Regions from separate parts of the Homo sapiens genome. Here region 1 is linked to region 2. The links are chromatin loops, found by intact Hi-C in ENCODE. Cell type or tissue: B cell. All regions are shown on one strand. Each heading gives the region's core, and the rest is flanking DNA. Links, peaks and the distances in the headings are about the cores only.

What was found. Peaks named below come from ENCODE experiments on the same cell type or tissue, not always from the same donor. Only the 100,000 strongest peaks of a DNase experiment are listed, where the experiment ranks them.
Region 1: it touches region 2 in a loop (31-fold over the local background); 10 of 110 quality-filtered maps call a loop at or near these places.

Annotation. Positions count from the first base shown.
Region 1 is chr3:197,590,357-197,606,547 of GRCh38, reverse strand. No RefSeq gene overlaps it. Among named protein-coding and RNA genes, the nearest start is that of BDH1, 42 kb to the right of the region's middle. In B cell, for the core only: CTCF peaks have their summits at 7,118 and 7,319 (motif pointing left); a DNase peak (open chromatin) is centred at 7,337.
Region 2 is chr3:197,794,665-197,810,855 of GRCh38, reverse strand. The region is part of intron 1 of LRCH3 (leucine rich repeats and calponin homology domain containing 3); the gene reads right to left. Among named protein-coding and RNA genes, the nearest start is that of LRCH3, 12 kb to the right of the region's middle. RefSeq lists enhancers at 8,597-8,676, 11,763-11,812. In B cell, for the core only: CTCF peaks have their summits at 8,256 and 8,462 (motif pointing right); DNase peaks (open chromatin) are centred at 8,035 and 8,465; H3K27ac peaks cover 1,990 bases.

The sequences.
Region 1 (16,191 bases), core at 3,412-11,411, 200 kb after region 2:
ACCTGTGCAAAGATCAAACTAGATCAGAAGGAAAGGAGACAATATTGCTGTGAAAATCTAGCTGGAACTCAGCAAACATTCAGGATGGAAATGCACACTTGCAAAGCAGTTTCTAGAACTTTGTGTGACAAGAACACTAGGAATTCTTCAAGGGATATCTAGCCATACATATGGCCTCCGAAGAATTCACCCCTAGAGGGTGTTCATAGTGATCACTTAACTTGTGCAGGTGGCCTGTAGTGGTGTAAGCATGGACATTTAAGCATGACACCTAAAGTATTTTATAGAAATGTTGAAGGAATTAGAGAAAGTTTATATCATTTTTTAATTGGTTTATTACTGACAGCATTTTGATAGGGTATTATTAGAACTCAGGTCTTGTGACTCAAAATCAATGCCTTCCCAGTATACCACTGACTCCCCATAGCTGGAAAACCCCATGGGGGCTCTCTGTTTGCCCTTATATCAGGCTGAAAGACATATTATCAACAAAAGTTTATGACATTAAAACCACGGACCCACTGATCATTCAGAAGCATTTTGTTTAATTTCCATGTGTTTTTATTTTTTGCAAAATTCCTCATTATTGATTTCTAGTTTTAAGACTTATTTTGTGACTTAACATATGGTCTATCCTTCAGAATGACTCGTGCTGAGGAAAGGAATGTGTATTGGAGTACACGGGATTTTTAGGGCAATGAAAATATTTGGTATGACACTGTATGGTGGATACATGGCATTACGCACTTGTGAGTATCCACAGAACTGTACAACATAAAGAGTGAACTCTAGGCCGGGCGCAGTGGCTCACGCCTGTAATCCCAGCACTTTTGGAGGCCAAGGCGAGTGGATCACCTGAGGTCAGGAGTTTGAGACCAGCCTGGCCAACATGGCAAAACCCTGTCTCTACTAAAAATACAAAAATTAGCTGGTCATGGTGGCAGGTGCCTGTAATCCTAACTACTTGGGAGGCTGAGGCAGGAGAATCACTTGAACCCGGGAGGTGAAGTTTGCAGTGAGCCAATATCACGCCACTGCACTCCAGCCTGGGTGACAGAGCGAGACTCTGTCTCAATAATAATAATAATGTGACCAGAATGAGAGTTTTGAAAAGTAGCACCAGAAGGTTGTGTGATTCAAGGATACTGAAAGTGGCCTGGAACAAGGACCTGTTCTCAAGAGAAGAATGTTCCAAGGAAATAAGTTCTGGGAACAATGTCAGGTTACCATGCTGACCTCATGTATGTGATCATGTATTTGAATTAATCGCTTCACCATCAAATAATCCTCCTATCCTAATAGATCTTGGAAGAAAATAAAAAATTCAGTCAACTTTAATAGCAGAAGGAAAGAAAGAAAAAAAAGTCACCCTAGATTCTGTGTCCCCCAAATTCAACTCATTTTCTGGGTTCCCCATATATCATTTTACCCAATTAAGCTTATAGCATATAGCTATATTATTATATTCTACTTTTGCTTACCTAAAAATGATTTAACATTCTCTATTGAGAGCCATGATATTGAAGAATTTTAAAATTTAGCAATATAGGCCAGGCATGGTGGCTCACGTCTGTAATCCCAGCACTTTGGGAGGCCGAGGTGGGCCTCCTCAGTAGGCCCTCAGGTAGGAGGATTCCTACCTCCTCAGGGGTAGGCATCACCTGAGGTCAGGAATTCCAGACCAGCCTGGTCAGCAAGGTGAAACCCCGTCTCTACTAAAAATACAAAAATTAGCCAGGTGTGGTGGCACACGCCTGTAGTCCCAGCTACTTGGGAGACTGAGGCAGGAGAATCGCTTGAATCTGGGAGGCAGAGGTTGCAGTGAGCTAAGATTGCGCCACTGCGCTCCAGCCAGGGTGACAGAGGGAGACTCTATCTCAAAAACAAACAAACAAAAAAACTCAAAAAACAAAGTACATACAGCAGTTTCTTTCAAAAACGTTTTGTGCCTGTCATGTCCATCCTCACTCCCACCACTTTCCCTGAAAATATCTCCCACCTACCTACATCTTAAATAAGAAATCATTTTTATTGAGTGCTTTCCAGCAACATCTCATCTCATTGTCACAATCACCTTGTGACAAACGTCGTTTTCACAACTCTCATTTAGCTGATGAGAAAGCAAAGCCTCAGACTTTCACTTTCCCAAAGTCCACCAGCCCGTAGGTGTGGCATTTTTTACATCGAACCTCACTGTTCTGTGGTCCGGGCGATGCGGTCACTGCCCGTCTGAGAGAGGGCACGCAGGTACTTAGCCACGGTACACGTGGCTTCCGCAGTGCCTTTCCTGGGAGCAGGTTTTGAAAGCAATGAGGGCCCGGGATGATAGAAGGGGAAGCTTCACACAGCAAGAAAAGGGCTCTGAGATGCCAGGCCAGGGCTGGGGAAGGCAAGCTGGGCACTGAGTGTGTGACCTTTCAGGTGGCATCACTCTTGAGTGCTGACCCGGCTCTTGCACAATGCTGCCCATAAGAAGCCAGGTCGCAAAGGTAAAGTTTAAACTCCCTTTTCCAGGTGCAGTCCTGAGAAAGGGGTTACTTTTTTGTTGTGTTCATTTTGGTGTAGAATGGATTTAGCAGCGTGGAGATGCCCTTTGAGCACATTCTGCTTGGCGCTGGTGACTGAGTGGTCCGGAAAGGGTCCTGAAGAAGAAGCTTTTTTTTTTTCTGGGTGGGGGGTGGTGGATGCATATTGAGGTGCAGCAAGCGTGGTGGAGAGAAAGACAGGAAAAGGCCAAGGGCAGTGTGGTCAGGCCCAGCTGGCGCGGGGCAGAGAGTGAACTGCTTGAGGAGGAGCATCGCCCCACCTCTGATGATGTGTTGGCCGGCAGGGAACGCAGAACGCTCTGGCACCTTCAACAGACTTGCCCCTTGGGGAGCTCTGGAGACAGCCACAGCAGCGCCCCTGGAGACCCCCGGCTGAAGGGACAGCAGCGAGAGGCCTCCCCACAAGGAGCCTGACAGCGGCTGGACTGAAGACTGTGAGGGAGCTGAGCCACAGTGCATCCAAGCTGCTCCAGGTAGTCCCAGAAACAAGTGGAGGTGGTGGGAGATGCCACGTGGCTGGGCTGAGATCCTGAGTCAGCAGGCAGGTGCAGGGAGACAGAAAATTAAAATGTGACTTTTATGTTGATGTAACCTTCTTTAGAGCCACAGGCTGGGGCTTAGGCACATTTGGTAATAGAAGACATCGCGCTTCCATCCACAAGCAAGGAAAATACACAAAAATACACAAAACTCTCAGGAATATCTTCTATTATTATCTCACACATGAAAAAAGATCTTCGGAGGTTTTAGAAAGTTATCTGAGAGTCCCTCTCCCTCTCCCGCTCCCTCTCCCCACGGTCTCCCTCTCCCTCTCTTTCCATGGTCTCCCTCTGATGCCGAGCCGAAGCTGGACTGTACTGCTGCCATCTCTGCTCACTGCAACCTCCCTGCCTGATTCTCCTGCCTCAGCCTGCCGAGTGCCTGCGATTGCAGGCGTGCGCCGCCACGCCTGACTGGTTTTCGTATTTTTTTTGGTGGAGACGGGGTTTCGCTGTGTTGGCCGGGCTGGTTTCCAGCTCCTAACCGCGAGTGATCTGCCAGCCTCGGCCTCCCGAGGTGCCGGGATTGCAGACGGAGTCTCGTTCACTCAGTGCTCAATGGTGCCCAGGCTGGAGTGCGGTGGCGTGATCTCGGCTCGCTACAACCTCCACCTCCCAGCCGCCTACCTTGGCCGCCCAAAGTGCCGAGATTGCAGCCTCTGCCCGGCCGCCACCCCGTCTGGGAAGTGAGGAGCGTCTCTGCCTGGCCGCCCATCGTCTGGGATGTGAGGAGCCCCTCTGCCCGGCTGCCCAGTCTGGAAAGTGAGGAGCGTCTCTGCCTGGCCACCATCTCATCTAGGAAGTGAGGAGCGTCTCTGCCCGGCCGCCCATCGTCTGAGATGTGCGGAGCGCCTCTGCCCCGCCGCCCCGTCTGGGATGTGAGGAGCGCCTCTTCCCAGCCGCGACCCCGTCTGGGAGGTGAGGAGCGTCTCTGCCCAGCCACCCCATCTGAGAAGTGAGGAGACCCTCCGCCCGGCAGCCACCCCGTCTGGCAAGTGAGGAGCGTCTCCGCCCGGCAGCCACCCCGTCCGGGAGGGAGGTGGGGGTCAGCCCCCTGCCCGGCCAGCCGCCCCGTCCGGGAGGGAGGTGGGGGGTCAGCCCCCCGCCCGGCCAGCCGCCCCGTCCGGAAGGTGAGGGGCGCCTCTGCCTGGCTGCCCCTACTGGGAAGTGAGGAGCCCCTCTGCCCGGCCACCACCCCGTCTGGGAGGTGTACTCAACAGCTCATTGAGAACGGGCCATGATGACAATGGCGGTTTTGTGGAATAGAAATGGGGGAAAGGTGGGGAAAAGATTGAAAAATCGGATGGTTGCCGTGTCTGTGTAGAAAGAGGTAGACATGGGAGACTTTTCATTTTGTTCTGTACTAAGAAAAATTCTTCTGCCTTGGGATCCTGTTGATCTGTGACCTTACCCCCAACCCTGTGCTCTCTGAAACATGTGCTGTGTCCACTCAGGGTTAAATGGATTAAGGGCGGGGCAAGATGTGCTTTGTTAAACAGATGCTTGAAGGCAGCATGCTCGTTAAGAGTCATCACCAATCCCTAATCTCAAGTACCCAGGGACACAAACACTGCGGAAGGCCGCAGGGTCCTCTGCCTAGGAAAATCAGAGACCTTTGTTCACTTGTTTGTCTGCTGACCTTCCCTCCACTATTGTCCTGTGACCCTGCCAAATCCCCCTCTGCGAGAAACACCCAAGAATGATCAATAAAAAAAATAAATAATTAAAAAAAAAAAAAGATCTTCAAGGTCAAGAGGAATCGAACATGAATAACAGACTGTTCTCATGGCTTCACTCCCTTCTGGCAGCATCCAGCTTCTCAAGGGCAGTGAAACACCCAGGAAGGCACTGGCTTGGGAAAACCATTCCTTCCTGAGAAGAAACAAAGAAGAAATACGATCACGCGTACTTTTGGGTAGATACTCAGTACTGCTATGAAAGGTCCTTTTTTCCGGAGTTATTTAAAAAAAAAACAAACAGATGCCTTTTAAGGGTTATTATGTTTCAAAATGTCAACTTGTTAGAGCTAAGGATCCTCCCTGTGTTCCAGAAAAACACGCTTCTCCCAAGAGAGGTGGCCTTGGCTTAATTCCATTCAGCAGTGAGGTTAATTTGGACAATTTGATGGATGAGTAGTTACTAAGCACCCACCGTACCCCGTGAGTCCAGGTTTGTGGGCAATGCTAGGATGAATCAGCCATGGCGCCTGTCCGTGAGAGGCTCTCCTCTAGCTGAAGAGAGAGTGACTTTAGTTCTGTGATGGCACAGACCTAGTACCATAGTGTCTGGATGACTCAGCTCCCGATGACGCTCGGCTTGAAGGGTCTGTTGAGGGAGGACCTCCAGATCACTTTGCATCTGGGAAATGGGTTAGTTACCCTATTTCCTCCCAGTGGGAAGAGGAGGGGCTGCACTCTGCCAGGTACCCTGGGCTTCATGTGGGAGCAACTGCTATCTCTTCCCCTGCTGACGACACAAAGGGCTGTGCTTCGCTTTGGACATGTCGCGCGCTCGTGTGTAACCAGCTGGCTGAGACCCACCATCGGGCCTGGAGGAAGAAAAGCGCAGGGTGCTGCAGGGGAGCAGTTGGCGTCTTTTCTCCACTCCACAGGCCAGGGTCGGAGGGCTCATGGTGGGTGATAGTGCAACCTGCCTCGGCATCTGAGGGATCGCACATGGGGCTCAGAGGCAATGCTCACTTCTCCTGGTTGTTGTTTTTTGTTTGTTTTGACACCCTTGCCTCATTTAAAACTTTTCAGGTGGGGCACGCTGGCTCATACCTGTAACCCCAGCACTTTGGGAGGACAAGGCTGGCAGATTGCTTGAGCTCAGGAGTTCGAGACCAGCCTGGGCAACATGGCAAAACCATATCCTACAAAAATACAAAAATTAGCTGTGGCACACTCCTGTGGTCCCAGCTACTCCCGGGAGGCGGAGGCTGCAGTAAGCCAAGATCACACCACTGTACTCCAGCCTGGGCGACAGGGAAACCCTGTCTCAGAACAACAACAACAAAACTTTTCAGCTCAGGCAGTTTTCTTTTCAACCCCTGCATTTTTTGTTTGTTTGTTTGTTTTTTGCGGAGGAAGGCAAGTATTGTTCCTGTACAAAACAGGCTGCCGGGTGCCGTATGGGAGCGCCGCCTCCAGGTGAGCCATCCTGGGTTCCAGTCCAGCCTCTATTCACTTCAGGTGGGTGTTTTACCTCTAAACCTCAGCATTGCCATCTGCACATAGAACCAGCCTTTCTGGTTTCCAGCTGAAAATAGGTTATGACTAGAAAAGTAAAGAATGTTGAATTGGGCCGGGCGCGGTGGCTCACGCCTGTAATCCCAGCACTTTGGGAGGCCAAGGCGGGCAGATCACCTTAGGTCAGAAGATCCAGACCATCCTAGCTAACACGGTGAAACCCCGTCTCTACTAAAAATACAAAAAATTAGCCGGGCCTGGTGGCGGGCGCCTGTGATCCCAGTTACTCAGGAGGCTGAGGCAGGAGAATGACGTGAACACGGGAGGTGGAGCTTGCAGTGAGCCGAGATCGCACCACCGCACTCCAGCCTGGGAGACAGAGCGAGACTCCGTCTCAAAAAAAAACAAAAAAAAATAGTGTAGAATTGCCTTTTGGAAGTACCCTCCCTTCCTTTTTACACAGACAGCCGGGGCTTGGTGAGGAAAGCTTGCCCAGGAACCCAAGGGAGCGAGAACAACAGACAAGCCAGGCAGCCCCGGCTACGATGGCTCTTACCGGGCACCTGAGCCTTCTTTAGACAGGGTCTCTATTTGCAGAGAATGAGCGGCCAATTACGAATGAATGTGCTTGCCTCTGCATGCATAGCCCCTCACAGTTTACACACACATTAGTCACTCTGCAGGCTGCACAGGCTTCTGTCGCTCCCAGATGTTCATCGCTCCTGGAAACGATTCGGTCTTTCCCAGCCCAGCGCCAGGCAGCTCCTCAGATCCCAAGGCACTTGGCTTCCCCTGGAGCACAGCGTTCTCTCCACGGGGATGGCTGGGCAGGAGAAAGGACTCTGAAGATGGGCCTGTCCCTGCCTCCAGCCCAGCTCTGCTTCCCCTCAGCAACCTTGGGCCTCCGTTGGGGCTGGGTGGGCTCAGCCTCCTCCTCTGCCTTAGAGCAGTGCCTTCCCACGTGGGGCGAGGTCCCCCCGGAGTTGTCATCTGTGATCAGGGCATTTTAAGCAGAAGCTGGAGCTCTCCCTTTGGTGGACTCTTGTCCGATGCTGGAGAAGGGCGACCTCTAGTGTTGGTTCATAGAAGCGGCATAGCGGCTTCTTCCTGCCTCTGAGCCCTGCTGGGACCTGTCTGCAGAGGAGAGGGTCCCGCAGCTAAACTGGCTGTGCCAGGAGAAAGGTGGGGAGGTCAGTACTGTCCTCGGCATGGGGAAAAGCATAGCAGGATGTGAGCAGGCAAACGCTGGGGTGGCATGCTCTGTGAGGGAGCCGACTGCATGGTGACTGACTTTCAGGGTCTCATCATCTTCATCAGCACCACCCCATTTTTTTGAGATGGACAATCACATTTGTTCCAGTCTTCAGTAAAGTGCCTTACAATTCCGGATTAAAGTCCCCCTGACCTTCCCTTCTAAACAGATTTGCCCAACCTAAGCCCCTCCTATAAAGAATTGAACAGCTGGTCGGGCGCGGTGGCTCAGGCCTGTAATCCCAGCACTTTGGGAGGCCAAGGCGGTGGATCATGAGGTCAGGCGTTCAAGACCAGCCTGGCCAACATGGTGAAATCCCATCTGTACTAAATATACAAAGATTAACTGGGTGTGGTAGCTCGCTCCTGTAGTCCCAGCTGCTCAGGAGGCTGAGGCACGAGAATCGCTTGAACCTGGGAGGCGGAGGCTGCAGTAAGCCGAGATCGTGCTATTGCACTCCAGCCTGGGAGAGAGAGTGAGGCTCTGAGCTGCGACTGGCCACAAGACACGATGTCCACAGTACTGAGGAGGCACAGGCTTTGGGAAATAAAGTGGGATAGGGCTGCATGATGGGAGAGGGCTCACCCATTCCCTTCCCACACCCACAAATACGTTCAGAACCTTTGTTGTTGTTTCCTGTGGCTTATCATCTATCTCTACTCTGTGTTATTCTGCTGAGTTTGATGAGACCCAGAACTGCTGCACCAACCAGGTCTAATCGACCGCTATTTGTATATAATTTTTGGCAAACCTGTTTCCAACTACAGGTAGGGTGCCTACCCATCTCGGTTTGCCTGGGACAGTCCTGGCTTATATCTATCACCTGGCACATTTATGAATAGTTTTCTCCCTCTGAAAAGACTCCCATTTCGATGATAAATTACACAATCCCCCTATTCACAGATAGTCTCCCTAAGAAAACTTAGGCATTAGGATTTAGAAGATATGGGAGATAATGCCAGGACTTTGAGATTTAAATGGTTATTATAATCTTGGCATAATTAGCTCCAAGCTTCCTGGCAGTTAAACAAAAGAAAAACATGAAGTGTTAGAAAGTTGATTCTGCCTTATAAAATGACGCATATTACATCTTCTGGAGGGACATATTTATCAGGCACTAACTTTCAGGAGGATTTTTTCATGTAAACTGTTATATAAGGAACACTAAGTAACATAAGGGACTAGGTCCTCCGTGGGGTTTTTGCAGAAGCTTTTATGTGGCCATCTTCTTTATCTTGATGCTCAAAAATGACTGTGCTTTTCCAATTCTCTTTCTCTGTGAAAAGTGGGGAGGCAATAAAAATGATTTCACAGGGATTAACTGAGCTCTTATGGCTCAAAGGCCAAATAAACGATAAACATCAAAACATTATCATTTTCATGCATACCATCTTGTCCAAACCTCTTCCTTTAGTGATAAGAAAGCCAAGGTTCAGAGAGGGAGGAGTGACATGGTTAATCAGTGGCAAAACTGACTGGCCTTAAGAGTCCTGTTTCATTCCGAATGCTAACACAACTTCAAATTGCTGTCACCAAGACACTGTTGAAATTCCGTCAGGCCACCAGTGTGGGGTGGGAAGAGGATACAGAAAAAAAATCCAGAAGCCTGAGTTTTGAACCATAGTGGGCATGGTGGCCCAGATGCAGAGGCTAGAAATTGTTTCCAGTCATCGTCATTAAAAAAAAGTTATTAACGCCAGGCATGGTGCCTCACGCCTGTAATCCCAGCACTTTGGGAGGCCGAGGCAGGCGGATCACCTGAGGTCAGGAGTTTGAGACCAGCGTGGCCAACATGGTGAAACCCCGTCTCTACTACAATTACAAAAAATTAGCTGGGTGTGGTGGCGGGCACCTGTAATCCCAGCTACTTGGGAGGCTGAGGCAGGAGAATCGCTTGAACCCGGGAGGCAGAAGTTGCAGTGAGCGAAGATTGTGCCACTGCACTCCAGCCTAGGCAACAAGAGTGCAACTCCTTCCCAAAAAATAAATAAATAAATAAAATAAATGTTATTAACATGTTTTAGCAAAATAAAATCTTGTGGTGTTTGCTTGGTTGAAAGAATAAGGTATATATATATTTGCAAGTTAAAAAAAGGCAAAGAAAAAAAGGAAAGAAAGAAAAGAAAAGAAGAGGCTGTTCCCAGTCTGGTTTCACGCAGCCTGAGGGCCTCGTTCCAGCAGTGGATTTTCCAGCATTATCGCACGACCTTCTTTTCTGCTTCTTCTCTCCTGGCCAGTGCGTCTCAAAGTGTGGTTCCCAGACCAGCAGCATCACCAGCACCCAGAAACTTTTTAGATATGCAAATTCTCAGGTCCCACTGCAGACCCACTGAATCAGAAACTGGGAGTGATTTTGTTGCACATGGAGGTTTGAGAACCCCTGTTCCAGGCTGTTCTTAGGGTCCTGCTTGGCTTCAGAGAGAAGAGAAGCAAACTCCTGGCACTTCTCCCTGTTGCGGCCCATCCCCTCACGCCAGCCCCTGCCCCTGCCCCTGCCCCTGCCAGGCTGTCCTTTCTAAACTCCTATTACCACTGCTTTTTTACCTGTGGCCATTTGCACCTGGACTTCATTAAAAAGTGAAGTAGCATGACTTTTGTTTAATGGTTTGCCTAGCCAATACCACTTCTGGATAATAAAAACTGCCTTTACCAAGCACTTCATATGTGGCAGGTTCAAAAGCACTTTACCATTGCAATCTGATGGCCCAATTTAGTTTTGTTTTAAAGAAAAAACAGCTATCTCTTCTGCCTCTGATGTCTGTCGCTGATTTCCAATTAGAATAAACTAAAAAAATCCCATTTCTTTTTTTTTTAAGGACAATTAGGTCTCTAGGAAGTCCAGAATGTAGAATTCTGTAGAAAATACTCAGATCAACTGCAATTTCCTTCTACAAAGAGGTTTTCACATTTCCAGATGGGTCTCAGCAGAAATAGTTTGTCTGAGCCCGATAGAATACTGATTCACTTTTCAAAGAATTTTGAAAAATTTTTACGAGTTTTACTTGCTCACCCTACCATTGCAACAGACCAGCGTTGTGGGCACAGAGTTGTCAATGGGGAAAAGAACCCTTGATTCTCCCCTGTGAGGGCTTTTCTTTGGCTAGATATAGACTCTAAAGGAAATGAATGGAATTCTGGCTGTGTGCCCCTCACACTGCCCTCTTCTGCTGCTGTCTTTCTTCCACGAGGGAACTTTCGGGACTACTCAAAGTGCTCTCCCTCAAGCTTTATTTTGTATGCAACTTGCTGCCAGGAGAGTTGGAATTCATTCTACTCACATCACAGGGAGGAAGTGGAAGGAGTTCCTGCACCGGTAGACAGGAGGGCACAGCGGGAAGAGCTCACTTCACTCCCCAAATGGGTCAGTCGTGCATCCGAGCTCTGGAGCAAGCTGTTGCGGCCCATAGGGAGGGAGAATAGGAGGGAGAGTGACAGATGGAGACAAGAGAGCGTCAGGAACAGAAGTGGTCTACCTCCAAAACAGTGCTGGAGCTGCACTTTAGAATCACCTGGGGAGGTGTAAGATTTCTGACGACCAGGCCAAACCCTGGACCCATTAAATGAGAATCTCTGGGAGTGGCACCCAAGCATTAGCTTTTTTTTTTTTTTTTTTGAGACGGAGTCTCGCTCTGTTGCCAGGCTGGAGTACAGTGGTGTGATCTCAGCTCACTGCAACCTCCACCTCCCAGGTTCAAGCGATTCTCCTGCCTCAACCTCCCAAGTAGCTGGGATTACAGGCGCCCGCCACCACGCCCGGCTAATTTTTTGTATTTTTAGTAGAGACAGGGTTTCACCGAGTTGGCCAGGATGGTCTCGAACTCCTGACCTCATGATCCGCCCTCCTCGACCTCCCAAAGTGCTGGGATTACAGGTGTGAGCCACCGCGCCCGGTCTGGATTAGCATTTTTGACAGTTCCCTGGCGGTTCTAACTTGCAGCCAGGGCTGAGAACCATCATTCACTTTCTCCAGCAGCTGTTGTTTTCCTGCCTTCTCTCTGGATAACCGGGCATTAGGGGATAGGCCCCTTCTCATTTGTCCTAGTTTGTGTTTTCTTTACTCTTTTGACCTTTGAGGACCATGATATAGAGTCAGGGGCATCTTACGCTAAGTGAAAATTTAATCTGAACTTCTTTTGCTCCGGATCCCTTCTTTCCCCTCGGGTCCTGTATCTTTATCAAACACTGATTTGGAATCCCTGAAGAAATCATTGGTTTTATTATTCAATACTGAGATACAGAGATAGACCTATCATTTAGATTTGAATTCCCTGGTCATCTGTTTCCGCATGATGAATAAACGGGCCTGTGAATAAGACGATGCTCCAGACAGTAAGGAAAGAAAATCAGTCTCAACAGTAGAACAGACTTTAAATGTTGTACTGGACAAATGCAGCGACCCCTTTCAAACCTATGTCACCAGGGCCCTTCTACACAGCTGTTTTAAAGTTTGTCAGCCTATGGCATAAGATCGACCTTTCTCTCTCCTGCTGGATATGGTGTGATATTGTCTCTAGCTGAGTGCTATAGGGTGCCTCCTCTCTTGCTGACTACGAAGCCATTCTTGGAAGGTGTCTGGGGTTGAACTTGTGTAAAAGCAAGCCTGGGGCCAGGTGCAGTAGCTCGTGCCTGTGATCCCAGCACTTTGGGAGGCCGGTGGGTGGATCACCTGAGGTCAGGAGTTCAAGACCAGCCTGGCCAACATGATGAAACCCCGTCTCTACTAAAAATACAAAAAAAAAAAAAAAAAATTAGTTGGGCGTGGTGGTGTGTGCCTGTAGTCCCAGCTACTTGGAAGGCTGAGGCCGGAGAATCACTCAAACCTGGGAGGTGGAGGTTCCAGTGAGCTGAGATCGCGCCACTGCACTCCAGCCTGGGTGAAAAGAGCAAAACTCCATCTCAAAAACAACAACAACAACGATAACAGCAAAAAAAGCAAGCCCTGCTGTCGTGCCAGACCCCTGTTGACTGCAGTAGCGTTGGTAGTGTGTTCGAGACGCCAAAGAAGAGGCTGGGGGCCAGTGACTGAGACACAGGGCTTCCTGAGGGGACTTACATACAGGGCAGTCCAGTGGCAGCAGGCTGGACCAGAGAATGGCAACCACTCGTAAAAAGCATGCAGTTTATATAGCATTTTCACCTAGCACCCTCCCCCTAGCAACCTCCACCTGGCAACCTTCCTTTAACCCAAAACAAAGGGCCTGGATCCCCTCTATGGCCTCCATTCCACAGGATGGGCGGGGGGTTCAGATGCCCCTCGCAGATAAGGAATGAGTCTCCAGGTTGGCCCCATTTCCCGATTCCTTAGCTCAGAACTCCAAACACATTCTTTTTAGGCCTAGGGTCATTCTCAGGGTATGCTTAAGTTATTGCTGTCAGGTGCATCCTCCATACACCTGTGATTTGTTTGTTTGTTTGTTTTGTTTGAGACAGAGTCTCGCTCTGCCACCCAGGCTGGAGTGCAGTGGCACCATCTCGGCTCACTGCAACCTCTGCCTCCTGGGTTCAAGCGATTCTCCTGCCTCAGCCTCCCCCAAGTAGCTGGGATTACAGGCGCCTGCCACCACTCCCGGCTAATTTTTGTATTTTTAGTAGAGACAGGGTTTCACCATGTTGGCCAGGCTGGTCTCAAACTCCTGACCTCAGGTCATCCACCCACCTTGGCCTCTCAAAGTGCTGGGATCACAGGTGTGAGCCACCATGCCTGGCCTGTGATTTTGAAATCTTAAGGCACCTGGTGTGGTGGTCACCAGCTTCTGCCTAATGAGCAATCCCACCTCCGTGCGGAGACACAGCTCTCCTAAATCAAGTCTTTCTTAACAATTCTGAGCCCAGTTCCTCTTCCCCTCGCCCCTGTTCGTGGCAGGATCTGGAGTATTACGGACCACGAGAGATGCAGAAATGGAGCACAGGCGGTGAGCCAAGGACACCCGAGGTACGAGCTCTTGCCCTTCTCCTTCCCTGCCCTCTGCTGCCTGGAGATACGGCAGCCCAGCACCAGCCCCCCAGCTGCTTCCAGTGGAAAAATGCTGTGTCATTTCAGGGAGGGATTATAGTTTGAACTTGTATTGATTAAGTCTTTATGTGACGCTTCCAAATCCTTGTGTTTTTCCATAGACGTTGAGTTTTCCGTTTTCATCCCTAGCTAGATGGACTCACTATGAGCACCCCCCACTTCCAGGGCCAGGATGAGAGCCTCCCCCCTTCTTACAACATGTGAAATCATGAAGACCTCTGCCTTGGCCCAATTTCCCTAGAAAACAGAGCCTGAGGCAAAGCTTGTGTGCTTCTGGGCAGCGGGGCTGAGTTCCAGGAAAGTAAGAGTAAAGGACGAAAGGAAGTGAGTTCCAGGAAAGTAAGAGTAAAGGACGAAAGGAAGTGAGTTCCAGGAAAGTAAGAGTAAAGGACGAAGGAAGTGAGGAGGCAGCGCACGCACGAGGTGGGAGGTTAGCAAGCAGGCCGTGGCTTCCTCAGCACACGCCGCTGGTTGCTCACTCCTGGGGGCTTGATCAAGGAGCCTGGGCCTAGCAGAGTTCCCTTGGGGTGCTTTCTCAGGATGCCGAATTTAATACCCTGGTAAGGACCCCAGGTGATGAGACAAACTCAAGGGTGACTCTTAGAAGCCCGGAGAAAGTGGCAGCCAGTGTCAATGGCGGCAACGGACATGACTAAGTAGCCCTGGAAGATGGTAGTGAAAACACAAAAAGCCTGAGGAAAGTGGGCACGCTGGGATGGCTATGTCATCTGAGACCAGAAGAGCCACCGGGGGTGGGGGTAAGTATGAGGGGTGGGCCCAGAGAACAGGTGATTGACCACGACCATCAGGAATGCTCAGGTGAGAGGCACCAACCTCACTAAACAGGAGAGCTGGTCACAGAGCTGGGCTCACTGCTACCCATGGCAATGAAGCCCCTCTACCCCCAGGCATAGAGGCCAGGTGGTGGCCTTTGGCTTCCAGATGCCAGGAGGTCATAATGACCTGCAGAGTTAGTCATGCAGCCAACCAGGCCCGGCCCACAGGGAGTTGTGGTCCACAGAGCACAGCATCTCCCGGGGCAGAATAAATGGGCAACCTACACAGGTGCTGCCTAACGCCTCCAGCCAGCAAGAGGCACAAGTGGAGACGCAGGAGGCTCAGAGCCCTAATACAAACTTACAGTCCCTTACTCAGTTGTTTTGACCTAAGCCAATTTTCCGATCTGGAATCCATGGACTGAAGAGGTGGCTGGGTCTCTAAGAATGAACTCGGCAACACCGGCAAGAAAAGAGTGTAATGATTCCCCCAGTCTTTCCCTAGGGGGACCCGTGGCCGTGTACTTGGGTGACCGTACACGGAAGAAAAAGGAATCCCCAGATGTCCGGAGGGCTACTTGATGTAGTGACTGAGTTGAAACTGATACCTGGAGACCCAAAGCACCATTGTTGTCTCCTTGTTAGACTGAGGGGCTATGGAGGTCAGTCCATCAATGAAATCCTGCCTAAAGTCTGACACACGAGTGGCAGAATGGCCTGGAAGAGGCCGTCGTCAGCAAAGAGGACATTTACTCCAGGAGATAAAGCATTCAGGGCCGGGTGTGGTGGCTCATGCCTGTAATCCCAGCACTCTGGGAGGCTGAGGCGGGCGGATCACAACGTTGGGAGTTTGAGACCAGCCCGGCCAATATGGTGAAACTCCATCTCTACTAAAAACACAAAAATTAGCCAGGCGTGGTGGCTCACACCTGTAATCCCAGCTACTCCGGAGGCTGAGGCAGGAGAATCCCTTGAACCTGGGAGGGGGAGGTTGCAGTGAGCCGAGATTGTGCCATTGCACTCCAGCCTGGGCTGCAGAGTGAGACTCTGTCTCAAAAACAAACAAATAAACAAACAAACAAAAAACTTTCCCCACCTGAGATGGCTGCAGGGGAGCATAACAGTTCTGTTAGAGCAGGAAGGGGAGGGGGAATAGAATTTTTATTGTATTTTATTAGACATCTTCATTTTCTAAATTTTCTGAGATAAGTTCTCAAAATTAGTGTGAACCAGTCATCAGGAGCTCCTCATCTGGTGTGTTTTCCTGGATGTACAGTGCACATCCTGCAAAAGGATGCCCCCTTCAGAGAGGTGAGGTTCAAACTCCAGGGAATCAGCCCAAGAGCAGTTACCTCTTTGCAGAGGTGTGGAAAGTGGCAGGAGAAGAGACAGGCCCTGATGGCAATTCAGCAAACATCACCCATGTGCCAGGCACTGTGCCAAGCACCGGGATACAGAGATTAATCCAGCTGGTCTTTGAAGTCCAGAAGCCCCCAGACCAATAATCCATAACTAGCCATGGAGGACTTCTCACTAGGGAAGAGGCCACCTCTGCAGGCCTCTCTCAGAACTGGGGATGTGGGTGTTTACTCACTGCTGGGAAGGGCTGACCTTTGAGTTGTTTTCCTAGTCACAGAAAGTCCTCTGATCCACCACCTGCATGGGTGAGATTCGGCTGGGTCAGGGCAGAGCTCCTCCCTGAGCCTGCAGGGCGCTGGGCCTGCCATGTGTAACCCAGCAGAGCGGCTTCTCACCCACTGCCCAGGCTGGCAGCCTTCTAGGGAAATCTGTGAAGAAAACACATTTAGGGGTGTGACATATTTTCTCCTGGTTTCTGTAGGGTTCCTGCTACCTTGGAAACAAAGACAGAGAACTAA
Region 2 (16,191 bases), core at 4,033-12,032:
TTTTAAAAACTGTTAACTTTTATTTTTATCAAAATAGTATATTTATATAACTTTAAATGCCATTTTAGTGACTTCCGCTTCTGGGAAGATGAAACAAATGTACTTTTTCCTTTTTCTGTTTTTTTTCTCCACAATAATTTAAAAAATTAAATGTGTATACTCAAAGTAGAAATGTAATCTGCCTCTTGTTAGTGACATGTACCTTAAAAATCTCTAAAATTATGTAAAATTTTAATTTATAACTAAAAACCCGAGATAATATACATAAAACAGATAAAAGGTTGAGAGAAGATGGCTAGGAACCTCAGGACTCAAGGAACAATAGCAATGAATTCCCTGGGTTTTCTTTTTGCCTCATGCATCCCAGACTTGGAGCTGACCTCTCCAAGTTTAAAAATAAAATAGCCAGGCACGGTAGCTCATGCCTGTAATCCCAGCACTTCCAGAGGCAGAGGCTGGTGAATCACCTAAGGTCAGCAGTTCGAGACCAGCCTGGCCAACATGGTGAAACCCCATTTCTAAAATACAAAAATAAGCTGGGCATGGTCGTGAGCACCTGTAATCTCAGCTACTCAGGAGGCTGAGGCAGGAGAATCCTTTGAACCCAGGAGGCGGAGGCTGCAGTGAGCCAAGATCGTGCCACTGAACTCCAACCTGGGAGTGAAACTCCATCTCAAAAAATAAAAATAACAAAATAATAATAAAGCACCAGGAAAGGGTAGCTTAGCAAGACAGAAAACTTTTAGATAATAACTGCTCTATTCCACCCAAATATCTCAGAAAAAAACTGGAAAAAAACAGGCTTCCCATGCAACCTTTGAGTAGCCTCACCCCTACTCAAAGGTTACGTGGGGATCCTAAATTTCCATCCTTGCCAGACTGTAATGACTCTTATAATCCCCAAAATGCACAACTGAAAACATTTACAATACTAAGGACCAGGAAGATCTCAAACCAAATAAAAAACAATAAATGCCAACACTAAGATGACAGAGATGCTAGACCATCCTAAGAATGCTTCAGAGAGCAATTACAGACTCTCTTGTAACAAATGAAAACCAGAAAGCCTCAACAACAACAACAACAAAAAACAGAAGGTCTCAAGAAAGAAGATATGAAGGGGAAACAAACAAACACACAGAAAAAGCTCAATGGATGGGTTCAACAGCAGAGCGGAGGGCAGAGAGGAAAGAATCAGTGAGCTGCAAGACAGAACAGAAATTACCCAGCCTGAACAACAGAGAGAAAACAGATTGGGGGAAAAAAAAAAAAAGACTGAACAGAGCAAGGACTTATGGGACTGTAACAATAATCTAACACTCATGTCATCAGAATCCTGGCAAAAGAGAAGGAGCTCAGGGCTGAATACTTCAGCATTTCTAAGGGCTGAAAAATGAACTGAAGTGAAAGCTTCCTAAGTTTGGCAAGAGTCATGAACCTGTAGATTCAAGAAGCTGAGCAAACCCCAAAGAGGATAAACCCAAAGACATCCACAAGACACACTATAGCCAAACTTCTGAAAACGGAAGACAGAGAAAAAAAGTCCTTTTTTTTTTTTTAGACAGGGTCTCACTCTGTTACCCCAGCTGGAGTGCAGTGGCACAATCATGGCTCACTGCAACCTCTACCTCTTGGGCTCGAGAGATCCTCCCACCCCAGTCTCCTGAGGAGCTGGGACTACAGGCACACACCACCACTCCTGACTAATTTTTGTATTTTTGGTAGAGAAGACGTCTCACTATGTTGTCCAGGCTGGTCCTGAACTCCTGACCTCAAGTGATCCTCCTGCCATGGCCTCCCAAACTGCTGGGATAACAGGCATGAGCCACCATGCCTGGCCAAGAAAAAAAAAATATTGAAAGCAGTAAGAGAGAGACAATTGAAATGACAGTAGATTTCATATCAGAAACCATGGAAGCCAGAAAGAAGTGGCAGAACATCATCCTTTTTTTTTCTGAGACAGTCTCACTGTCACCCAGGTTGGAGTGCAGTGGCACAATCACAGCTCACTGCAGCTCTGATCTCCTGGGCTCAAGTGATCCTCCCACCTCAGCCTTCCAGGTAGCTGAGACTACAGGCATGTGCCACCATGCCCAGCTAATTTTTGGAGAGATGGGGTTTCGCCACATTGCCCAGGCTGGTCTTGAAACTCCTGGGCTCAAGTGATCTGCTCATCTCGGCCTCCCAAAGTGTTTCAATTACAGGCATGAGCCACTGCGCCTGGCCCAACATCTTCCAATCACTAAAAGAAAGACTGTTCACCCAGAATTGTATATATATCCAGCAAAATGTCCTTCAGGAATCAAGAGGAGATCAACACATTCTCAGATGAATGAAAACTGAGAGAGTCTGTAGCAGCAGATGTAATCTAAAAGAATGAGTAATGGAAGTTCTCTAAATAGAAAGTAAGTGGTGAAAGAAAGGAATCTTAAAACACCAAGAAAGGACACAGCGTATGAGTTTGCTAGAGCTGCCACAATAAAATACCACACAGTGGGCAGCTGAAACGATACAAATGTATTTTCTCAAATTCTGGAGGCTAGAAGTCTGAGATGAAGGTGTTAGCAGGGTTGCTTTCTTCTGAGGTCTCTCTCACTGGCTTGCAGATGCTGTCTTCTCTCTGAGTCTTCATATCATCTTTCCTCTTTGTCTTTGTCCTAATCTCCTCTCACAGGGACATCACTTGTATTGACTTACAGCCCAGCCAAATGATGCCATCTGAACTTAATTACCTCTTTAAAAGTACTACCTCCAAACACAATCGCAGATACTGAGAGTTAGGACTTCAATGTATGAATTTGTGGGTGACGGACAAAATTCAGTACATAACACTAAGCAAAAATATGGGTAAATATAAAAGACTTTCCTTCTCTTGAGTTTTCCAAATTATATTGGAAGCAAAAATTATAAGACTGTTTGATGTGATTCTAAATATTTATAGAGAAAATATTTAAGACAACTATAACAGGGAAAGAAAAGGGACATGAAGGGGGTAAGGTTTCTATACGTCACTCAAACTCATAAAATAAGGATACCAATAGACTGACAAGTTGGACTTCTCTCATGTAATACCTAGGGCAGCAACAAAGAGAGCTACACAAAGAGATACACTCAAAAACACTACAGAGAAATAAAAATGGAATTCTAAAAAATGTTCACGAACCCCACAGGAAGGCAAGAAAAAGAACACAGAAAGGAAAACAAAGGAAACAACAAATAAAATGGCAGACTTAGGCCCTAACACATCAACAATGATATGAAATACAAATTATCTAAAAGACAGATCAAATGACCAAAATACAGAGATTAGCAAAGTGGATTTAAAAACATGATGCGGCCGGGCATGGTGGCTCACACCTGTAATCTCAGCACTTTGGGAGGCCAAGGCGGGCGGATCACAGGGTCAGGAGATCGAGACTATCCTGGCTAACCCGGTGAAACCCCGTCTCTACTAAAAAGAAATACAAAAAAATGAGCTGGGCGTGGTGGCGGGCGCCTGTACTCCCAGCTACTTGGGAGGCTGAGGCAGGAGAATGGTGTGAACCCGAGAGGCGGAGCTGGCAGTGACCCGAGATCGCGCCACTGCACTCCAGCCTGGGCGACAGAACGAGACTCCGTCTCAAAAAAAAAAAAAAAATGCAACTCTATGTTATTTACAAGAAACTCACTTCAAGTAGAAGGATATAGGCTGAAAGTAAAAATTAGCACCCAAACAGGAGAGGTCTAATTCCTCATTAACTCCCAATACCTGCTCCCCTAAAGCAATCACTTTTAACTCTTGTATGTGTGTATGCATGTTTGTTTGTTTTTTTTTTTTGACACAGGGTCTCGCCCTGTCGCCCAGGCTAGGGTGCAGTGGTGCAATCACAGCTCACTGAAACCTGGAACTCCTGGGCTCAAGTGATTCTCTGACCTGAGCCTCCTGAGTAGCTGGGACCACAGGAATGCGGAACCATGTCAGGCTAATTTTTCTTTTAAATCTTTTGTAAAAATGGGGTCTCAGGAGCCGGATGCAGTGGCTCACACCTGTAATCCCAGCACTTTGGGAGGCTGAGGCGGGTGGATCACTTGAGGTCAGGAGTTCAAGGGCAGCCTGGACAACATGGTGAAACTCCACACCAAACTAATTTTGTATTTTTAGTAGAGACAGGGTTTCACCATGTTAGCCAGGGTGGTCTTGAACTCCTGACCTCAGGTGATCCACCTGCCTCAGTCTCCCAAAGTGCTGGGATTACAGGAGTGAGCCACCATGTCCGGCATTCCTATGCCCTTTTCTTAGAGACCCTTATTATATTTCATGTCTGCAGTACCTTCTTTTCTGACTTTTAGGATATTGATTCCAGATTTTTGGAAGTTTTTCTTTTGTCAGCACTGTCTGTTTTCTCTGGGTTCCTTTTGTTATGTTCTTCTCTTTGATGTCAGAAATGTTCTTCAAGGCCAGGCACTCATGCCTGTAATCCTAGCACTTTGAGAGGCTGAGGTGAGAGGATCATTTGAGCTCAGGAGTTTGAGACCAGCCTGGGCAACACAGTAAGATCCCTGTCTCTACTAAAATTAGAAAAAAGAAAAAAGAGAAATGTTCTTCAACTATCTAGTAGTATTTAGTTTTCTTTTCATATTTAAAAACATAGGCCAGGCGCAGTGACTCACACCTGTAATCCCAGCACTTTGGGAGGCCGAGGCAGGTGGATCACCAGAGGTCGGGAGTTCATGACCAGCCTGACCAATATGGAGAAACCCCGTCTCTACTAAAAATACAAAATTAGCCGGGTGTGGTGGCACATGCCTGTAATCCCAGCTACTCGGGAGGCTGAGACAGGAGAATCACTTGAACCCGGGAGGCAGACGTCGCAGTGAGCCAAGATCGCACCATTACACTCCAGCCTGGGCAACAAGAGTGAAATTCCGTCTCAAAAAAACAGAAACAAAAACAAAAAAAACCCATAACATTGAAATTCTGGGTGGAAACTCTGTATGTACACTTCCCTGTAAGGTACAGTGTAGGGACCTGGCTGTTTCATTTGGGTTCTGTAAGTACCGATACCTTAAAATCTTTTCTCTTTTCCCCTAGATTTTCTCCAAAAACTCCAATAATCAGAGGAGTATATCAGCCAAGCAGGGAGATGCCTAGAGATCTTACCATTCTGCATGTCGGCTGTCATTAGGTTTTCAATTTGGAGGCATGTCCCCCTCTAAAAACTCCAATAATCAGAGGAGTATATCAGCCAAGCAGGGAGATGCCTAGAGATCTTACCATTCTGCATGTCGGCTGTCATTAGGTTTTCAGTTTGGAGGCGTGTCCCCCTCTAAAAACTCCAATAATCAGAGGAGTATATCAGCCAAGCAGGGAGATGCCTAGAGATCTTACCATTCTGCATGTCGGCTGTCATTAGGTTTTCAGTTTGGAGGCGTGTCCCCCTCTTTAGCAAGCCTACACCCAAATCCAGACCCAGTTTTAGTCCCAGCCCTCTGAAGAAAAAGCCTCCTTGATTTTTCTGTTGCACGTTCTTCTCCTTCAAAAATATGATAGAGGTAAGACCCTTAAGAAAAAAGTGTCTTACTGGAAAAGTTATCAAGGATAGTCCAACATGTCATGTTTTATCAGTTTGCCCCTCAGGAAAAGCAATCACATATTCTGAATGACTTGAAAAAATGGCTTTCTTGGCCAGGCGCGGTGGCTCACGCCTGTAATCCCAGCACTTTGGGAGGCCAAGGCGGGTAGATCACTGAGGTCGGGAGTTCGAGACCAGCCTGACCAACACGGTGAAACCCCAGCTCTACCAAAAATACAAAATTAGCCAGGTGTGGTGGCACGCACCTGTAATCTCAGCTACTCAGGAGGCTGAGGCAGGAGAATTGCTTGAATCCAGGAGGTGGAGGTTGCAGTGAGCCAAGATCACACCACTGCACTCCAGCCTAGGCGACAGAGTGAGACTCTGTCTCAAAAAAATAAAAAAGAAAAAAAAAAAGGAGTGGATAATCGAGGTACAGATAGATTCTATTGGAAATGTCTTTAAGTTCTATTTGTCATTCTTACATTAGAAAATAAGGAAGTGTTTACTAACTGCAAGTATTATGATAAAACAGCAAAATTAACAAACCTGTGATGGTCACTGTTGATTGGACCACGATAATGTCTGTAGTTCTCCTCGTGTTACTAAACATTGTCTTCACAAGCAAGATAAGCAGCTGAGCAAGTAACAGTCTTTTAAAAGTAGGTACTAGAAACAAATACACCAATGAGTAGTAGAGCCCTGTTTCTGGTATAACAATTTTGGGTGGAAAGCCCCAGTCCTCAGGATAGGAGTGAGGACAAGATAATTGAGCTCTGGATACACGATGGGATTTCTGCACTCTGGATCCTTACCATACCTACTGGGATGACATACGAAGGTTTTTTTATTTTCCAGTATAACTTAAGGAGGGGTGCAGCTGAGGCAAGGCACAGTCTAAAAGGACTTGCTAACATCAAACTCTAACCATGTACATATCCATGATATGTTCAGCACATCATATCCTAGGAACAAGGCAACTGGTGTCATAACTTTCTTCTTTGCTTATTGCCACCCACAAAGTGGGTCTTTTTTTTTTTCTTTTTTTGAGACAGGGTCTTACGCTGTCGCCCACTGCAGTGGCACAATCTTGGCTCATTGCAACCTCCACCTCTGGGGTTTGAGCAATTCTCCCACCTCAGCCTCCCTAGTACCTAGAACTAACTAGAGGTGCACGCCACCACGCCTGGCTAATTTTTGTATTTTTTGGTAGAGATGGGGTTTCACCATGTTGGTCAGGCTGGTCTCGAACTCCTGACCTCAAGTGATCCACCTGCCTCAGCCTCCCAAAGTGCTGGGATTACAGGCGTGAGCCACCACACCCGGTCCCTTTTCATTTTTTAATAGACTGATGTTGAAAGTATTCAATTTGGTCGCCCCATATCATATGGGTTAAATTAACTAAGGCCAATTATTTACTTACTGAGACCCTTTGGAAAAAGAATTACCTGGTTAACGTTACAGCAGTGCTTCTTAAACTGAAATGCAAATGCAGATTCTTATTCCGAGATGAGGCCTGCAATTCTGCATTTCTCACAAGGTCCTGCGAACCTTCTATGGCATGCCATAGAACCAGATGTGAAAAACCACTATCCTCCAAAATAACTTTTAGAGTAAAGGAGCAAATTCTTTTTTTTTTTTTAAACAGTCTCACTCTGTGGCCTAAGCTAGAGTGCAGTGGTGCAATCTCAGCTCACTGCAACCTCCACCTCCCAGGTTCAAGTGATTCTCATGCCTCAGCCTCCCAAGTAGCTGGGATTACAGGCGCAAATCACCACACCTGGCTAAAGTAGCAAATTCTAAGGAAATGTTTTTCAGGTGGTTCTTAACTACCTGCACCTAGTACCATCAGGGTGCTTGTTAAAAATGTAGTTTAATGGACTCCACCCCGGATCTCCTGAATCTCTCTAGTAATCTCACCCAGGGATGCGTATTTTTTAAAAAGAGCCCCAGGTGATTCTATGCACAACACTAAAGCCTGAGAATCAATATGCTACAGCTTGTCACTTGATAATAGATGGCCAGAAGCCACAAATTTTATAGGCTAAAAGAAGCATGACCACATTATCTGACTAAGATTTTCCTTACACAAGTGAGACATATAACTACCAAAGTTGAAAACACTGGATAAACAGAGAAAGCCTCCTTCACTACATATAAGGTTTAACATTTTTATTCCTTTTATTATAATCAATGAATCCACTGTGAAAGTTCCCAAATACCTAGAAGTTGACATTTATTTTGAGAAAACAACTCTTAGCACATGTAACATCATTTCTCTTATCCTCTATGACACCAATTTTAAAAGTTCTGAATGCTTGACTTTTTCACACCAAAGAGAAGCATACTCACTAGTATTATCCTTGAGAATGTTCTGATTGAAACTCCCAGGGTCCCCACTGAAACCAGTTACTTTATACAGCAGGCAGGTGTCACTGTTCCAAAGCTATGAAAGTGAACAGGCTCTCAATCACTTCTTTTCGCTTTATCATTCACCCATCCATTCATTCAACAAATACTCAAAAGTTATACGCCAACAAACTGGATAACTCAGAAGAAACGCATAAATTCCTAGGAACATAGAACCTCCCGAGATTGAATCATGAAGAAACAGAAAATCTGAACAGATTAATGAGTAAGGATTGAATCAGTAAGTCTCTCACCAAAGAAAAGCCATGGTTTCACTGCTGAATTCTACCAAACATATGAAGAACTAATAACAATCCTTCTCGAACTCTTAAAAAAACTAAAGAGAAGGGAATACTTCCAAACGCATTTTACGAGGCCAGCATTACCCTGATACCAAAGCTGGACACAAAAAATAAAATTACAAGCCACTATCACTGATGAACATACATGGAAAAATCTTCAACAAAATATAACACAGCAAGAAGGCCCTCACTAGATGGCAGCACCTAGATCTTGGTCTTTCCAACCTCCAAAATTGTGAGCCAACAAATTTCTACTCATAAATTAATCAGTCTGTGTGTGGTATGCTGTTATAGCAGCACAAAATGGACAAAGACACCACTCTAATTCCTGGAACTGTGAATACAGGATCTCATACCCTGAGTATCTTCCTTATGTGGAAGAGGGGATTTTGCTGATGTAATGAAGTCTACTAATCAGTTGACTTTAGAATTAATCAAAAGAGGCACAATCTTGGTAAACCCAGTCTCATCACATCAACCCTCTGGATAGCAGCAGCAGAGGAAGTCTGAGAAACTGGAAGCACGAGAAGTGTTTGATGACACACCAATGCTGGCTTGAGGATGGAGGGGGCCATGTTGTAAGAATACAAGTGGCATCCAGGACCTGAGAGTGGCCTGAGGCTGACAACCAGAAAGGAAATAAGAACCTCAGTTTTATAACCACAAAGACTGAATTCTGCCAAAACTCGAATGAACTTGTAAGCAAACTGTTCCCCAAAGCCTCCAGATAAAAGCCCATCCTGACAACACGTTAATTTCAGTCTTGTGAAACCTTGAGTTCAGCTGAGTCCAGACTCCTAACCTATAGAACTATAGTAAATGGATGCTATTTTAAGCTGCTAAATTTGTAATAATTTGCTATTTAGCAACAGAAAACTAATATACCTCCTTCAAGAAGCTGCCAATCTAGTAGAAGAAAAGATGATATTGTTTACTGTGACAATAAAAAAATGTGCACAGGGTATTAAGAAAACAATAAGTGCCTAACTGGGGAGGAGGGATGGTAGAGAGAAAGGAAGAGAATTTAAAAAGAGATGGCCAAAAAGAAGAGGTGCCATGAGAAATACATGAGTTAACAATGAAGAAGTTAGCCTCAACAAAAGTCGAACATAAATGAAGAAAAGTGAATAAATCATAAACATACAATTCAATTTTTTAAAAGTATAACATGAACAACCATATAATCACCACCAAGGTCATGAAACAGAGTATTTCCAATACTTCAGAAATATATCCCTGACTCCCAACCCAAAGCTCCCTTTCCTAATCACAGCTTTTTCCTTCTCCCCTAGAGGTAACCATTATCCTGATTTTTATGGCAATTATTTCCTTTTCTTTGTACTTTTAGCACTTATATTTTTTGTTTTTGAACTTTACTAAATATATTTGCACCGTATATATTATGCTTCACACTTCACTTTCTCGACATTATGTTTCTAAGGTTCATTCCTGCAACTGCATATAGTTATAGCTCATCCATTTTCTTGTTTTTTTTTTTGAGATGGAGTCTCACTCTGTTGCCCAGGCTGGAGTGCTGTGGTGTGATCTCAGCTCACTGCAACCTCTGCCTCCCAAGTTCAAGCGATTCTCCTGCCTCAGCCTCCTGAGTAGCTAAAATTACAGGCGCCCGCCACCACACCCGGCTAATTTTTTGTATTTTTAGTAGAGACGGGGTTTCACCATGTTGGTCAGGCTGGTCTCGAACTCCTGACCTTGTGATCCACCCACCTTAAACTCCCAAAGTGCTGGGATTATAGGTGTGAGCCACCGCACTTGGCCAGCTCATTTTCACACAATTGATTTATCCATTCTACTGGTGATCATCACTTAAGTTGTTTCTATTTTGTCAAATATGAATAATGCTATGGACAGTCTTATCATACTATATATCCTGGTATACATACACACAACTTTCTCTGAGAGATTTATCTCAAGAGTGGAATTTCTGAGTCACAGAATATGTGTATTTTAAACCTTCCTGGATCGTTCCAGAGCATTTTCAAAGTTGAGGCACCAATTCACACTCCCACAAGCTCCCACAGCATCGTATGAGTGTCTCCACTGCTCCACGTTCTTTCCAGTACTTGGAATCATCAACTTGTAAAGTAGTACCCACTGTGGTTTTATTTTTCAATCTCTTGATTACTGATGAGGTTCAGCACCTTTTCAAACATTTATTGGCCACTTGGAATTCCTCTTTAGTAAAGTACTAGTTCAAGTGTTTTCTCAGTTTTCTCCTGGGTTGTCTTTTTCTTACTTGTGTATAGACATTCTTAAATATTCTGGATCTAATCTGTTGCATTTATTGGAAATCTTAAGAAGACTGTGGCTTACCTTCCCACTCTCTATGATATGAAAATCATTTTTAAAAAACTGTGGGGTTTTTTTTTTTGAGACAGTCTCACTCTGTCGCCTAGGCTGGAGTGGAGTATAGTGGTGCGATCAGCGTGATCTTGGCTCATTGCAACCTCCACCACCGGGGTTCAAGCAATTCTCCTGCCTCAGCCTCCCGAGTAGCTGGGATTACAAACACCTGCCAGCACGCCTGGCTAATTTTTTTTTTTTTTGTAGTTTTAGTAGAGACAGGGTTTCACCATCATGGCCAGGCTCGTCTTGAACTCCTGACCTCATGATCCACCTGCCTCGGCCTCCCAAAGTGCTGGGATTACAGGCATGAGCCACTGCACCCGGCCTGTTCTTTTGTTTTTTGTTTTTGTTTTGAGAGCGAGTCTCACTCTGCTGCCCAGGCTGGAGTGCAGTGACGTGATCTCGGCTCACTGCAACTTCTGCCTCCCGGGATAAGCAATTCCCCTGCCTCAGCCTCCCGAGTAGCTGAAGCTGGGATTACAGGCGCGTGCCACCACAGCCAGCTAATTTTTTGTATTTTTAGTAGAGACGGGGTTTCGCCATGTTGGTCAGGTTGGTCTCAAACTCCTGATCTCAGGTGATCCACCCATCTTGACCTCACAAAGTGCTGGGATTACAGGCATGAGCCACCGCGCCTAGCCAAAAACCTGTTTTTAATGGGAAAATCTATTACCCAGTTTTTAAATAAGAAATCAGTTAAACCAGTTTAAATCCAAGGTTTAAGACTTCCTTCAAACAATAAAAATTTAGAAATTGTGAAGAGCAAAGAAGAAAGTTAAAAGTGAATAAGGAAATGCTTTACATTTTTACTACTAGTTTGATTCTAAAATTAGTCACACTGCATTTGATATTGCTGGCTGCTTCAGGAATTCAAAATAATATTCCTTTGTGTGAATTACCACATTGACCATACATTTTTCCCAAGCGCACCTGGGATATTTTACAGAGGAACTGGAAAGAACAAGAAACATGTATATAACCACACCACTTAAAGTCATACTTGATGTTCTAACATGAAGTAACGTTAACCATCCAGCTCCCAAATATAGCCACTGTAAAAGGAACTGGAACCTGGGAACTCCTCAGCCCCAGCACTGCTGTCACTCCCGTACTCTCAAAACTGGTTCAGTGGTCCTCTATGGTTCATCTTCTCACCTCCCCTAAAGAAACCATCCTACTACCTCCCCTTCCCTTCTAAGACCAATCTCAGGGGAGTCTAACGTACTGTCTAACCTAACTTCCTGCAGTGATGAGAGAGTTCTATTATCTGTGCTGTCCAGTATGACAGAGAGGAGGTTGGTCCAAGGTGCTGTCCAAAATGACATATGTGGCTACTGAGCACTTGAAATGTGGCTAGTGCAAATGAAGAACCAAGTTTTAAATTTCTATTTTAATAACCACTTACGGCTAGTTGCTACCATACTACACAGTACAGTTCTAGAAAAATTCATAGTGCATATACTGTGACTGTTACAAAATAGACATAAACAAGGATCCAAGAAAAACACAATCTCAAATTAAGACCTGGTACTCTAGTCCGTATTTCCAAGACTAATGAAACCATAATTTTGTGAGTTACAGACTGCCTCCTTGGAAAATTAAATGGCATTTTAGCAGTCCTCATTCTTCTTACCTAGAAAGTATTCATTTCTTGAAAATTTTAATTCTCATAGCTCCAATGACACTGCATTACTTTGGCTCACCCGCCACATGTCAATGTTTCCTTTTTCTGTGTGTGATTGTAGTCCACCTGCCCACAGCATCCTGCTCTCACCTGTAGGCTTTACACCAATGGTGAGTCTTTGCTTTCTCATTTTCTGTATTTCATTCAAGAGTTTTCTTCAAGCTTCAGCTATGACTCTTATTTGCCTTGTGTAAAACAGTATCACCTCACTATACAACGTTAAGAATATCATTTAATCTGAGATTGCTTCTCTCTCATTTATTTATTTATTTATTTTTTTTGAGACAGGGTCTCACTCTGTTGCCCATACTGGAGAGCAGTGGTGCGACCTCCGCTCACTGCACCCTCAATCTCCCAGACTCAAGCGATTCTCCCACCTCAGCTTCCCAAGCAGCTGGGACTACAGATGCATTCCACCACAACTGTCTAATTTTTGTATTTTTTTAAGAGACGAGGTTTGCGATGTTGCCCAGGCTGGTCTCCATCTCCTGGGCTCAAGTGATCCACTCGCCTCAGCCTCCTAAAGTGTTAAAGTGCTAGGGTTACAGGCGTGAGCCACTGCACCCAGCTTCAGATTGCTTCTCATTTGTGAAATAACTTAGAAGGTCACTATGGTTCCTTCTGGTTTTAGGATTTTTCTGGTTTTGTTTTTTTTTTTGTTTTTTTTGTTTTTTTTTTTTTTGAGATGGAGTCTCGCTCTGTTGCCAGTGCTGGGGTGCAGAGGCGCCATCTCAGCTCACTGCAACCTCCACCTCCCCGGCACAAGCGATTCCCCTGCCTGTCTCCTGAGTAGCTGGGATTATAGGCGCCTGCCAATGGCACCCAGCTATTTTTTGTATTTTTAGTAGAGACGGGGTTTCACCGTGTTGGGCAGACTGGTCTCAAACTCCTCACCTCAGGTGATCCACCTGCCTCGGCCTCCCAAAGTGCTGGGATTACAGGCGTGAGCCACTGCGCCCGGCCTAGTTTTAGGATTCTATGAATTCTAGTACAGGCCTAGTTACTGAATCTTTTTTCTGTTTCTGTTTTTTCCCAGACTGATTCCTCTTTCCACCTTTTAAAATGCTGGTATCTCCCTGAGTTGACAGTGCCTACCTTTTCCATTCTCTACGTCCTTCCTCCAAGAATCTTATAAACTCTCACTATGACTCTCTTGAATTTATTCCATAGCCTTAATTAACTTCACTCTACATCTTTTTTTTTTTTTTTTTTTTGAGATGGAGTTTTGCTCGTTGCCCAGTCTGGAGTGCAATGGCGTGATCTCAGCTCACTGCAACCTCCACTTCCAGGGTTCAAGAAATTCTCCTGCCTCAGCCTCCCAAGTAGCTGCGATTACAGCCATGCACCACCACGCCCAGCTAATTTTTTATATTTTTAATAGAGATGGGGTTTCACCATGTTGGCCAGGCTGGTCTTGAACTCCTGACATCGGGTGATCTGCCCGCCTCGGCCCCCCAAAGTGCTGCGATTACAGGCGTGTGCTACCATGCCCAGCAAATTTTTTTGTATTTTTAGTAGAGACAGGGTTTCACCATGTTGGCCAGGCTGGTCTTGAACTCCTGATCTCGTGATCCACCCACCTCAGCCTCCTAAAGTGTCACTCTACATTCTAAAGCTCTAGTTTCTATTTGTTTCTATTTGTCCCACATGATTCACTAGATGTGCTACCAACCCTTCAAAGATATTGGGCAAACCAAAGAAATTACAGGAAACCAACTTGTCGGTATAATTATTGATCAATAACACAAATTTTAGGGTCAAATGTATCAGAAATTGAATCCTAGTTTTGTCACTTATTAGCTGGGAGACCTTGATCAAATTATTTAATCTCCTGAGCCTCAATTTTCTCACACGTAAAATGGGGTCAAAAATAGTATTTACAACTTACTATGGTTGTTTTTGTTCATGTTATATATAGACACACACAGCTTAGCACAATACCTGGAATATGTTAAGACCTCAATAAATGTTAGCTACTATTATAAGCAATAGCATTACCATCTTTCTAGTCTTACAGGTTTAACAGTGATCTTGGACTCCTATCCTTTTTTAAATAAATTCAATCAGCATTTGTACATTTTCATTGTCCAGTATGATCTCAGTGTACCAGGATTTCATTCCCTCACAGCTTTCTGTTATGCAGCTACCCAACCAGATTACTAGATTTAAAAATATTCGTAAGGCCTCATTTTTGTTTCCTCTACATTACCCAGCATAATGCCTAAAACATAGTAGTTGTGCTATTATTGCACAATTCAAACAATCCTTCCACCCGTCTATCTCCCCATTAGATCCCTTGAGTTCTGTCAGGGCAGGGAGTGTCTTGGTCCTCTTCATACACCAATAACTGCCGAAGTCCTTTAGTCAATAAATGTCTGTTGAATGAATGCTGACCTCTAAAGCTATTGGCTATCTAGCTTCCTCATATACGAAAGGCAGCTCTTATATTCTCTAATCCAATAATTTATTTTGACCAAATTTGTCTCACCACAATATCATCACGGGTAGTTTCACTGTATTAGTCAGGACCTTTTTATCATCAAAAAATTCTGGCCGGGTGCGGTGGGTCACACCTGTAATCCCAGCACTTTGAGAAGCCAAGGCGGGCGGATCACAAGGTCAGGAGATTGAGACCAGCCTGGCCAATATGGTGAAACCCCATCTCTACTAAATATATAAAAATTAGCCAGGCGTGGTGGTGGGCGCCTGTAGTCCCAGCTACTCAGGAGGCTGAGGCAGGAAAATCACTTGAACCCAGGAGAAAGAAGTTGCAGTGAGCCGAGATCATGCCACTGCACTCCAGCCTGGGTGACAGAGCGAGACTCCATCTCAAAAAAAAAAAAAAAAAAAAAAAACAACAACTTTTTTACTCACCTTAAGCAGAAAGAAGAATTTATTAGCTCACATAATTTGAAAGTACAGAGATAGCACTGACTTTAGGCATGGCGGCTGACCCAAAGGTACAAACACTGCCATCAGAACTTCCATCTTTTGGCTCTGCTTCCCACTTATTGGTAACTTCCAGGCTAACATCCTATTGTCTCAGCAACCCCAGGGCTCAAAGCATGCCTCTTTCTCAATAGTTCAACAAAAAATTCAGTTACTCATGTGTGCTGATTGCAAAATGGGCCCACCTCTGAACAATCACTATGGCCAGAGCAATGGACTATATACTGACTGACCATTAGCTAGGCCTGAGTCACTGGCATACCCTATGCCAGGGTGGGGTTCATATAACTGAGAGGGGTGGTTCCCTAGGAAAATTGGAGTACTATTACCAGAAGGGACTGAATAATGGACTGGCAAAATTAACTGATGTCCCTTATACTCTTAACATTTTTTGCGTGCTGTCCACCACTGCCTAAAATAGCTTTCCTTCTTGTTTCTGCTTGCCCAAATCCAAGTTATATCCTTTCTGCTTCAAGAAGTCTTCTGTGATGTCTTCTAAGACTTTCCTTGTCCACTGGATCAAGTCACCCATTCCCAAATAAATATTCCCCTTTTCCAAAAGATTAATATTTTTTTTTCTTTTTTTTTTAAGACAGCACTTACTCTGTCACCCAGGCTGGAGTGCAGTGGCACAATCTCAGCTCACTGCAACCTCCGCCTCCTGGGTTCAAGCGAGTCTCGTGCCTCACCCTCTCAAGTAGTTGGGATTACAGGCACCCGCCATTACACCTGGCTAATTTTTGTATTTTTAGTTGAGACCGGGTTTCACCATGTTAGCCAAGCTGGTCTGGAACTTCCGATCTCAGGTGATCTGCCCGCCCTGGCCTCCCAAAGTGCTGGGATTATAGGCGAGAGCCACCAGGCCCAGCCAGATTAACCTTTCAAAATAAACAGCACAGAAAGTCCCAAGAAAACGTTCCCAATAAGT